Linked DNA regions of Homo sapiens: region 1 is linked to region 2. Evidence: read pairs that join two places in POLR2A ChIA-PET (ENCODE). Cell type or tissue: Panc1. All regions are shown on one strand. Links, peaks and the distances in the headings refer to the core of each region. The heading gives the core; the rest is flanking DNA. Region 1 has its middle 700 kb from the start of LINC01372. Region 2 has its middle 640 kb from the start of LINC01372.

Region 1 (5,383 bases), core at 204-5,203, 60 kb after region 2:
TGCCTTGGGACTCTGAAGAGAGTCCCCACTGTCAACAAGGCACTCACCAGATGTAGACTCTCAATCTTGGCCTTCTCAGCCTCCATCATTATAAGAACTAAATTTATTTTCATATAACTTACTCAGTTTCAGATATTCTCTTATAGGCAACAGAAAATGGACTACAAGTGGTTGCCACATAGAATGCACATGACCCATTGTGAATAATATTTCATCCATATTTTTCCCCGGCAAATAATGTATAAGACAAGAGAAGTTTGTATTGTATGCTGATAATTTCAAAGTAACCTGTTGCCAGTTCTGGAAGTTAAGGGGCAGGGAGGTGCTCTATAAGATTTTTAAATTTGTAGGATCCTGTCCAAGGCAGATTTTAAGCTTTATGTATGTCTTATGTATGTCTGGAGAGGGCAGGTGAAAGGTATAAACCTACGGATATCCTTCAATGTTTTTCTTATGAAAATACTTAGACATACAGAGAAGTTGAAATAATTATACAGTGAATATCCATATACCCACCATCTGGATTCTACTGTTAACATTTTACTGCATTTTCATTTTCACATCTCTATCCATCTACTTGTTCATCAATCTAGCTTATCTTTTTGTACAATATAAATTGCAGATATTAGAATGCTTCTGCCTAAATATTTTAAGCTTGCTGATTTTAATAACCTAATAATAAGAATTGATAACTTTGTTGAGTGCTTACTGTATTTCAGGCACTGCGCTAGATACTTTACACTTTATTACCTCATTTCCTTCTCACAATAATCCACAAAGCTAATATAATCTCCATTTGTCTCTTATCTCCATTGGACAGATGTGGTTTGAACCCAGGTCTGCATGATTCTCAAGTCATACTTCAACAAACACAATAAAACTCATATCAAATGTTGGACAGCATTACTTGGCATTATTGGGTTGCAAAACTTCAAGCCAGTTACAGGATTAGGTTTGATTCTAGCCTGGAAATAGGCTTATCACCTAAGTCGAGGATGGTTATAGACAAGACCTATGTTTAAAATGAACTGAAGAGGAAAAGTAACAAAAACAGACTAAGACCCAGAGTCCCAGGGAATCTGAGGCCATAATTAGCAAGGACTGATACAGGGTAAATACTAAGAAATTAGACATATATGTTGGAAGTTTAGGTGAGGAACAGAGTCTCTTGGTATCCTTTTTCCTCTCTCCTCCACTCACTTGTAGTTCCAGTAATCTGTGCCTTAAATCTAAATGACATTCATAAGTAGAACAAGTGATGCCACCATTATGATCAATAGGCATGTACCAAGATCAAGCTTCCAGATCAAAAAAGTATAAGGCCTTTGAGACTGATCCTTCAGTAGAGAGATTTCATGTGGTAGAGAAAGTGATAGTTGTCTTCATACTCTTAGGCAACCCCTCACCATCCCCTACATCTTCCTAATTTCCTTGCAGTTAGACAGATTGGCGTAAGAGTGGTTTTGGCAAATGGGCTATGAGTGGGAGTCATGTCATCACTTCCAGGCTAATGTGTTTAAGAGATGGCACAGAACTGTCCAAGAGCCTCTTCCCTTGCCACATATGAGAGGACTTCAAAATCTGGAAAAATGGAAATTAAATTAAATGGAATTAAAAGTGTAAAAATATAAACTTCATTTCTTTACATAAGCTCCATCAAGTTCAAGACACTTTTGTAAGTGTTGAGACCAGTACTTTAGCTCATCTCTGAAGAACCAAGAGTCTTGAAAATTTAACCATGTCAATGTAATCTTTTTTACATTATTATCTGAAGAAAAATGGGTGCCCTTCATAGAATTTTTTAAGATTGGGAAACAAAAAGAAGTCAGAAGGGGCCAAGTCAGGACTGTTACATGAAGCCTAATGATTTTCTATTGAGACTCTTGCAAAATTGGCCGTGTTTGATAAGAGGAGTGAGCAGAAGCATTGTCGTGGTGGAGAGAAACTCACACTTCCACCTCTTCGTAGCCATTGCTTTGATTTTGCTTTGTCTTCAGGATCGTACTGGTAAAGCCGTGTTTCATCTCTTATTACAATTCTTTGAAGAAATATTTCAGGATCTTGATCACACTTATTTGAAATTTCTATTGAAATCACTGCCCTTGTCTGCAGCTTATCTAAGTGCAATCACTTTGACACCCATCCAGTGGAAAGTTTGCTTAACTTTAATTTTTCAGTCAGAATTGTGTAAACTGAACCAGTTGAGATGTTCATGGTATCAGCTATTGTTTCTGCTGTTATGTGTGGCTCCTTTTCAATGAAGGCACAAACAAGATTAATCTTTTTTTTGCAAATCGATGTGGATGATCTGCCATTGCAGGCTTCATTTTCATCATCTCATCTTTTCTTAAAATGATGTATCTATTTGTAGACTGATGATTTCTTTGGGGCATTTTCCCCATAAACTTTTCGTAAAACATCAATGATTTTGCCATTCTTCCACCCAAGCTTCACCATAAACTGTATATTTGCTCCTTCTTCAATTTTAACAGAACTAATGTTGCTCTGATAGAGGCTCTTTTCAGGATGATTTATCTTTAGTGCCTCAAAATAGATCCTGTTCAGATATGTCATAACAAGTCAGTATGAGTTTATTTTGATGCAAAACAAAATAAAATCTGTGCATAATTTTTCCATAATATGTATTTTCTGTGAACCTTTTGAAGACACTTCATATACCATATAACCCTGAGTTGGTGGAGCCACAAAAAGGAATCCCTGAGTCACTGCTTAGTCACTGGGCTGCCTTGGAGAGTTGATGAGACCTCAGCAAACTTTGTGTAAATAAAGAAATGAACGCTTACATTTTAACTACCGGAACTTGGAGGTTTGTTTGTTACTGCAACAAAGGTTAGCTTTATTGACTAATGCACTGTAACAATACAATGGATAATGAATGCCAAGAGGTGGAAGAATAATCAGGAGTAGAGAGGGAAAACTTTGTAATGAGCTAGAGAATTAAAAATATGAGAAGGTTTATACAAATAGGAAGGAGGGAAATTCAATTAGAAGGATAATGGGAAAAGAGGTACAGAGGTTGTAACATAAGTCAGTGTTTGCTGTGGGCTACCAGGCTGCAGCTACAGACGAGTATCATAAACCATTCCATGCAGTTGCTTATCCCTTATTAAAAATCTAGAGAGGGCCAGGTGTGGTGGCTTATACCTCTCATCCCAGCAATTTGGGAGGCCAAGACGGGAAGACTGCAGTAGCTCAGGAGTTTGAGACCAGCCTGGGAAACAGCAAGGCCCCATCTCTTCAAAAATAAAAATTAAAAAAAAAAACTAGCCAGTCGTGGTGGCATCACTGCACTCCAGCCTGGGTGATAGAGTGAGACTCTGTCTCGAAAAAAAAAAAAAGAAAATGTAGACAGTAATACCATGATCTTTCTAGGTGCTGATTTTCTTCATTCCCAGACATCTACTTTTGAAACTCCTACTTTAAATCCAGTCTGTCTTGTTCTAACATAAGGTCTTCTTGTTCTTAGAATAAAAAATACAGTTGCTCACGATCACCCATAAAATATTGCTTCATTAACTTGAAGACTGTAATTAACTACGTATCAGCCTGTGGCTCCAGGCAAATATCCATAATTCCTTTAGTCTTTCCTTACAGTCTGCTTCTAACCTGTTAATCATTTCCCATGTCCTCTTACTATCATCAGCAGAAGGAAAAGAAAAACAAAAAGCCCCTTAAATAAAAGCTAATCACACATGACATTCTGTTAAACACTTTGCAGATGCTTCCATATTAAACAATATCAGATTTACACACAAGCACACACAAGCACAGGGACGTGTGTGTGTGGGTGTGAACAGACTCTATTTTTAAAGATAGATTAGCAGTCTATATAAGCAAGAAAAAGAGATTATTTATTTCAAAAAAGGTTTAATGTGATTATTTTGTCTTTTCCTTTTTTTTCTTATAGAGACAGGATCCCAGTCCTTCACCCAGACTAGAGTACAGTGCTGTGATCATAGCTCACAGCAGCCTTGAACTCCTGGGCTCAAGCAATTCTCCTGCCTGAGCTTCCCAAGTAGCTGGGACTGTAGTTGTGCACTATTTCACCAGGCTAATTATTATTTTTTTGTGGAGATGGGATTTTCCTATGTTGCCCAGGCTGGTCTTGAACTCCTGGTCCCAAGCAAACCTCCTGGCTCAGCCTCTCAAAGTGCTGGGGTTGCAGGCACGAACACCTAAAACTGCACCCAGCCAATATGTGATTATTTCAAAAAGCAAACCCTCCTAGGTACCTTTAAAAATGAGATTTAAGGCCAGGAGTGGTGGCTTATGTCTGTAATCCCAGCACTTTGGGAGGCTGAGGCGGGTAGATCACTTAAGATTAGGAGTTCGAGACCAGTCTGGCCAACATGGTGAAACTTTGTCTCTACTAAAAATACAAAACTTAGCTGGGTGTGGCGGCACATGCCTGTAATCCCAGCTACTCGGGAGTCTGAGGCAGAAGAATCACTTGAACTTAGGAGGTGGAGGTTGCAGTGAGCTGAGATCACGCCACTGCACTTCAGCCTGGCTGACAGTGTGAGACTCTGTCTCTCTCTCTCTCTCTCTGTCTCTCTCTCTGTCTCTCTCTCTCTCACACACACACACACACACACACACACACACACACACACAAGAGATTTAGTTTATCCTCCTTTAAAAATGCTTATTGTTGCTTACTTTGCCAAGGTGTTGACTGCAAATACAACTCTGTTTGAAGAAGGAGTTCCCTGATCTCTGAAACTAATTTTATGGAATATAATTATAGCAAAACAAAAAATTGAAGATATAGGAGAAGAAAAGGGATGCCTAGACTTTAATCTATTAAGGGTGATGAGATTTATCTGGAAGAGGAGAAATCAAAGCTGCTATTAGGAAAAGAGAGGTGAGGTGGTTGCCAGGAGAAGGGAGTTTATTTCTCTCAAATAGAGGAAGATGAATGAATGAAAAGTGGAGGCAGTTGAAGGGCAAGAAAGGTTCTCTATATAAGCATATGATCGTTACTATATACTACCTGGTATGGTGTATTTGTCAGGACAAGCTGGCCAATGTGGCAGTAACAAGCTCCTGGCTTGCAGGAGTCTTGACCTTGCCTAGGGACTAGATCCAAGGGCCTTTAGCACCCTAGTATAATGTATTTAAGAATCACCTGGTTAAGTTTTTTTTTTTTTACCACCCCATGAATTCTGATCCTTTGGTTTAGGGGTGGGCCCATGGATTCAGTTGAACAAAACTCCAGGTGACTGACTTTTTTGCTGGTGCCCCAAGGAACAGAAGGATAAGCAGAAGTTGGAAATAACAATGGGGCTGGGCTTTATGGCTGCAGTACTTTTTCTGAGCAAGAAAGAAGTGTCTCTGTATCACTGGGGACAATGACACCTGC
Region 2 (5,383 bases), core at 296-5,295:
ACAAGAGCAAAACTCCGTCTCAAAAAAAAAAAAAAAAAAGTTTGCCAAACAAATCTCATGGCTTCTGACTTTAAGTTCAATTTTAATTAAGGCCGAATCCAAAGTAATTAGAAATCACACAAATTTATTTTTTTTCTCCTGATCTTTGCTTTTTCTCGTACCACCCCATGATCACCCCGCACATAGGTGGAATTCAGGACTTCACTTAACAGCCATTTCTTTACTTTACTGTGTTGCTTCTCCTGAATTGGGTACATTTGCTTATCAGGTCCAGCTAGCTACCGGCTAATCAATACCAATTATAGAAGAGCAGAAAGAGGCATCCAAATTTCTCATTCCAATGTTAGCATCACTGACAAATTTTCTGGTATCTTAAGAATTAATAAATTACTGTTGTTTCTCCTGGAAGTCACTCAGGCTGCCAAAGTGAATTAATATTAGGTTGGTGAAAAATTAATTGCAGTTTTTGCCATTACTTCTAATGTCTTTTGCAGCAACCTAATAAGAATTTATGTTTTATTATTATTATTATTATTTTGAGTCAGAGTCTCACTCTGTCACCCAGGCTGGAGTGCAATGGCACGATCTCGGCTCACTGCAACCTCCACCTCCTGGGTTCAAGAGATTCTTCCACCTCAGCTTCCCAAGTAGCTGGGATTACAGGTGCCCAACACGTCCAGCTAATTTTTTGTATTTTTATTTATTTTTTCTTATTATTAATTTTTTAGACGAAGTCTCGCTCTGTTCCCAGGGTAGAGGGCAGTGGCGCGATCTCGACTCACTGCAAGCTCCGCCTCCTGGGTTCAAGTGATTCTCCTGACTCAGCCTCCTGAGTAGCTGGGATTACAGGTGCACACCACCATGCTCAGCTAATTTTAGTATTTTTAGTAGAGATGGGGTTTCACCATGTTGGCCAGGATGGTCTCGATCTCTTGACTTCGTGATCTGCCCGCCCCAGCCTCCCAAAGTGCTGGGATTACAGGCATAAGCCACCTGCCCGGCCAATTTTTTTGTATTTTTAAGAGTAGAGATGGGGTTTCACCATGTTGGTTAGGCTGGTCTTGAACTCCTGACCTCAGGTGATCTACCCACCTCAGCCTCCCAAAGTGCTGGGATTACAGGTGTGAGCCACCACACCCAGCTCCTAATAGAAATTTAAAAACAAAAGCATTCAATGAGGAGAATGCACCATTGTCTTGGGTGAAAAATGAAGACAACTGCTGATAAGCAAGCATCTTTGGGAGGTCATTTTATCTATTCTACCTTGGCTGGAGAACACTGACCTTGGCAAACAAACCAGAGTTTAGATCTTATGAGTTGTGTCTCTTTAGGGTCACTATCTGACCCTCCAGATGGATTTGCACATTGACATAAACTGTTCATTCAGCAAAACTGGTAGGAGTAACTTATAGTTTACAACATGTAAAAGTTGCTGGCTTTGAAGGTTTAAATCTCCCATGAAGAGCACACTGCTTTGCAGCTTCTTTTAAGACCTCTGCAATGTGTCTGGGCACAGTGGCTCACGCCTGTAATCCCAGTACTTTGGAAGGCTGAGGTGGGCGGATCATGAGGTCAGGAGTTCGAGACCAGTCTGGTCAACATAGTGAAACCCTGTCTCTACTAAAAATACAAAAAATTAGCCAGGTGTGGTGGCACATGCCTGTAGTCCCAGCTACTCGGGAGGCTGAAGCAGGAGAATTGAGTGAACCCGGGAGGCAGAGGTTGCGGTGAGCTGAGATGGTGCCACTGCACTCCAGCCTGGGCAGCAGAATGAGAATCAATCTCAAAAAAAAAAAAAAAAAAAAAAAAAAAAAAAGACCTCTGCAATACTGGCCAACTAACAACTGCAGAAGCAAAGCATGTGTCCCATGAAAGGCAAAATACCCTGATTCCTCTGGAATAGGGAGCTCTCTGAAACATGCTCCAGAGAGATGTGGCAGGTGTGGAATACAGTCTAATGTCCCCTCAAAGAAGTTCACAGAACCTATGAATAGGTTAGATTACGTGGCAAAGGTTACGAATGAAATTAAGTTGCTATGCCTGGCGTGGTGGCTCACGCCTGTAATCCCAGCACTTTGGGAGGCCAAGGCAGGTGGATCACGAGGTCAGGAGATCGAGACCATCCTGGCTAACATGGTGAAACCCCGTCTCTACTAAAAAGTACAAAAAATTAGCCGGGCATGGTGGCAGGTGCCTGTAGTCCCAGCTACTCGGGAGGCTGAGGCAGGAGAATCATTTGAACCCAGGAGGCGGAGGTTGCAGTGAGCCAAGACGGAGTGAGACTCTGTCTCAAAAAAAAAAAAAAAAAAAGTGGAAAAAGAAGGCAGAGTAAGAGAACCAAACAGATGGAAAGATGAGTACTTGACCTGATGTTTGCTTTGAAGGTGGAAGAAGGGGGCCACAAACCAAGAAATGCGGGCAGCTTCTCGTAACTGGAAAAAGCCAGGAAACAGATTCCTCCCTACATCACCCAGAAAGGGATGCAGCTCTGCCGACACCTTACTTGTAGCCCAGAGAGACTCATTTTGGACTTCTGATCTCAAGAATGGTAAGAGAATACATTTGCTTTATTTTCAGCCACTAAGTGTGTGACCATTCGTTACAGCAGTGATAATAAGCAAATCAGCAGAAAAGCTGAATTCTTCCCTTTCCTGAGCTTTTCCCAGAGAATTGAAGGGAAAACCATCTCTTTTTTTTCCCAGATTTATTGAGATAAAATGGACTAATAAAAATCATATATATTCCAGATGTCCAGCATGATGTTTTGATATACATATACATTGTGAAATGATGATTGCAATCAAGCTAATTAACATATTCACCTCATATAGTTATTTTTGCGTGTGTGTATGTGTGTAGTGAGATTACTTAAGATCTACTCTCTTTACAAATTTCAAGCATGCAATACATTATTACTAAAGAAAATCATCTTAGGAAATATTTTTGAGTTGGGCACGGTGGCTCACGCCTGTAATCCCAGCACTTTGGGAGGCTGTGGGTGGATCACCTGAGGTCAGGAATTCAAGACCAGCCTGGGCAACATGGTGAAACCTCGTCTCTACTAAAAACAAAAAAATTAACTGGGCGTGGTGGCAGACACCTGTAATCTCAGCTACTTGGGAGGCTGAGGGGAGAGAATTGTTTGAACCTGGGGGGCGAAGGTTGCAGTGAGCAGAGATCGTGCCACTACATTTCTGTGTGGGTGACAGAGTGAGTCTTCATCTCAAAAAAAAAAAAAACACAACTTTTGTGAGTGTGTATGTGTGTATTGAGATTACGTAAGATCTAGTCTGTCTGCGAATTTTAAGTGTGCAATGTATTATTATTAAAGGAAATCCTCTTAAGAGATATTTATGTAGATGTGTGTCATAGAAAACCCTTCTTGAGATGGCTCTGCCTACCTTTCCCATCGCATCTTCTGTCCCCGTCCTGCATCCACCTATTGTCTATTGTTAAGTGTCCTGTGTGTGCTGCGTTTCTGGACCCCTCCATGCTTCTCCTGCTGCTGTTCCTTCTTCCTGGACTGTGCAACCTGCTAAAGGCTTACAGTTGACCACCTAAGGATTGTTTGCTCGCTCTTTCTTTTCTCTCTCTCTTCCTTCCTTCCTTTCTCTCTCTCTCTTTCTTTCTTTTCTTTTTTCTTTCTTTTCTTTTTCTCTTTCTTTCTTTCTTTCTTTCTTTCTTTCTTTCTTTCTTTCTTTCTTTCTTTCTTTCCTTTCTTTCCTTCTCTCTCTCTCTTCTTCCTTCCTTTCCTCCTTTCCCTTCCCTTCCCTTCCTTCCTACCTTATTTTCTTGGATACATGTGCAGAATGTGCAGGTTTGTTACATAGGTAAAAATGTGCTATGGTGGTTTGCTGCACCTATCAACCTGTCATCTAGGTTTTAAGCCCCCCATACATTAGATATTCGTCCTAATGCTGTTGCTCCGCTTTCCCCACACCCCTAGACAGGACCCGGTGTGTGATGTTCCCCTCCCTGTGTCCATGTGTTCTCATTGTTCAACTCTCACTTATGAGTGAGAACATGTGGTGTTTGGTTTTCTGTTCCTGTGTTAGTTTGCTGCGGATGATGGTTTCCAGCTTCATCTGTGTCCCTGCAAAGGACATGAATTCATTCTTTTTATGGCTGCACAGTATTCCATGGTGTATATGTGCCGCACTTCCTTTATTCAGTCTATCATTGATGGGCATTTGGGTTAGTTCTGTCTTTGCTATCGTAAATAGTGCTGCAATAAACATACGTGTGCATGTGTCTTTATAGCAGAATGATTTACAATCCTTCAAGTATGTACCCAGTAACGGGATTGCTGGGTCAAATGGTATTTCTGGTTCTAGATCCTTAATGTATCGCCACACTGTCTTCCACAATGGTTGGACTAATTTACACTCCCACCACCAGTGTAAAAGCGTTCCTATTTCTCCACATCCTCTCCAGCATCTGTAGTTTCCTGATCTTTTAATGATCACCATTCTAACTGGCTAGCCACATGCAGAAAACAGAAACTGGACCACCTAAGCATCTTTCAATTGCTAGCCCCCTCTGATGGTTTGAATAGATTACCCTGTCCTTTCTGCCACCACAGTTCTTAGCACAGCAAACTGTGCTCAAATCACTGCCCAAATCAGAGAGGGCTTTCTGACTCCGTTATGAAAGAGGACTTGTGTATTTATGTCTTGATATCCACCACACTAGTGATTATTAAGTCTGTTACATTATATTGAATACCTATGTTAACCCAGGAAATCTGAGAGAGGTCTCAGTTAATTTAGAAATTTTATTTTGCCAAGGTTGAGGACACACCCGTGACACAGCCTCAGGAGTTCCTGATGACATGTGCCCAAGGTGGTTGGGCACAGCTTGATTTTGTGCATTTTAGGGAGACATAAGACATCAATCAATTAAGAAGCACATGGGTTCTGTTTGCAAAGGTGAGACAACTGGAAGCAAAGTCAGGAAGACTCAAAGCCAGAGGGAACTTCCAGGTCACAGATAGATAACACATAAAGGCTTGCATTCTTTTGAGTTTCTGATTAGCCTTTCCAAAGGAGACAATCAGATATCCATCTATCTCAGTAAGCAGAGGAGTACCTTTTTTTTTGTTGTGAGGCAGAGTCTTGCTGTGTCACCCAGGGTGGAGTGCAGTGGCATGATCTTGGCTCACTGCAACCTCCGCCTCCTGGGTTCAAGCAATTCTCCTGCCTCAGCCTCCCAAGTAGCTGGGACTATAGGCACATGCCGCCATGCCCGGCTGAGTCTCAACATATTTGATTTAGATATTTAGATGAGACTTTAGAGTTAGACTTTAAAGTTGATGCTGGGATGAGTTACAATTTTGGGTGCCCTGGGGATGGAATAACTGTATTTTGTGTGTAAGAAACATATG

The links. Peaks named below come from ENCODE experiments on the same cell type or tissue, not always from the same donor. Only the 100,000 strongest peaks of a DNase experiment are listed, where the experiment ranks them.
Region 1: POLR2A ChIA-PET joins it to region 2 with 5 read pairs; 2 of 35 experiments call an interaction of 5 or more read pairs at or near these places.

Annotation. Positions count from the first base shown.
Region 1 is chr7:68,036,025-68,041,407 of GRCh38, forward strand. No RefSeq gene overlaps it. Among named protein-coding and RNA genes, the nearest start is that of LINC01372, 700 kb to the left of the region's middle. In Panc1, for the core only: no CTCF peak of the experiment used is centred there; DNase peaks (open chromatin) are centred at 2,481 and 2,857.
Region 2 is chr7:67,976,241-67,981,623 of GRCh38, forward strand. No RefSeq gene overlaps it. Among named protein-coding and RNA genes, the nearest start is that of LINC01372, 640 kb to the left of the region's middle. In Panc1, for the core only: no CTCF peak of the experiment used is centred there; no DNase peak of the experiment used is centred there; H3K27me3 peaks cover 216 bases.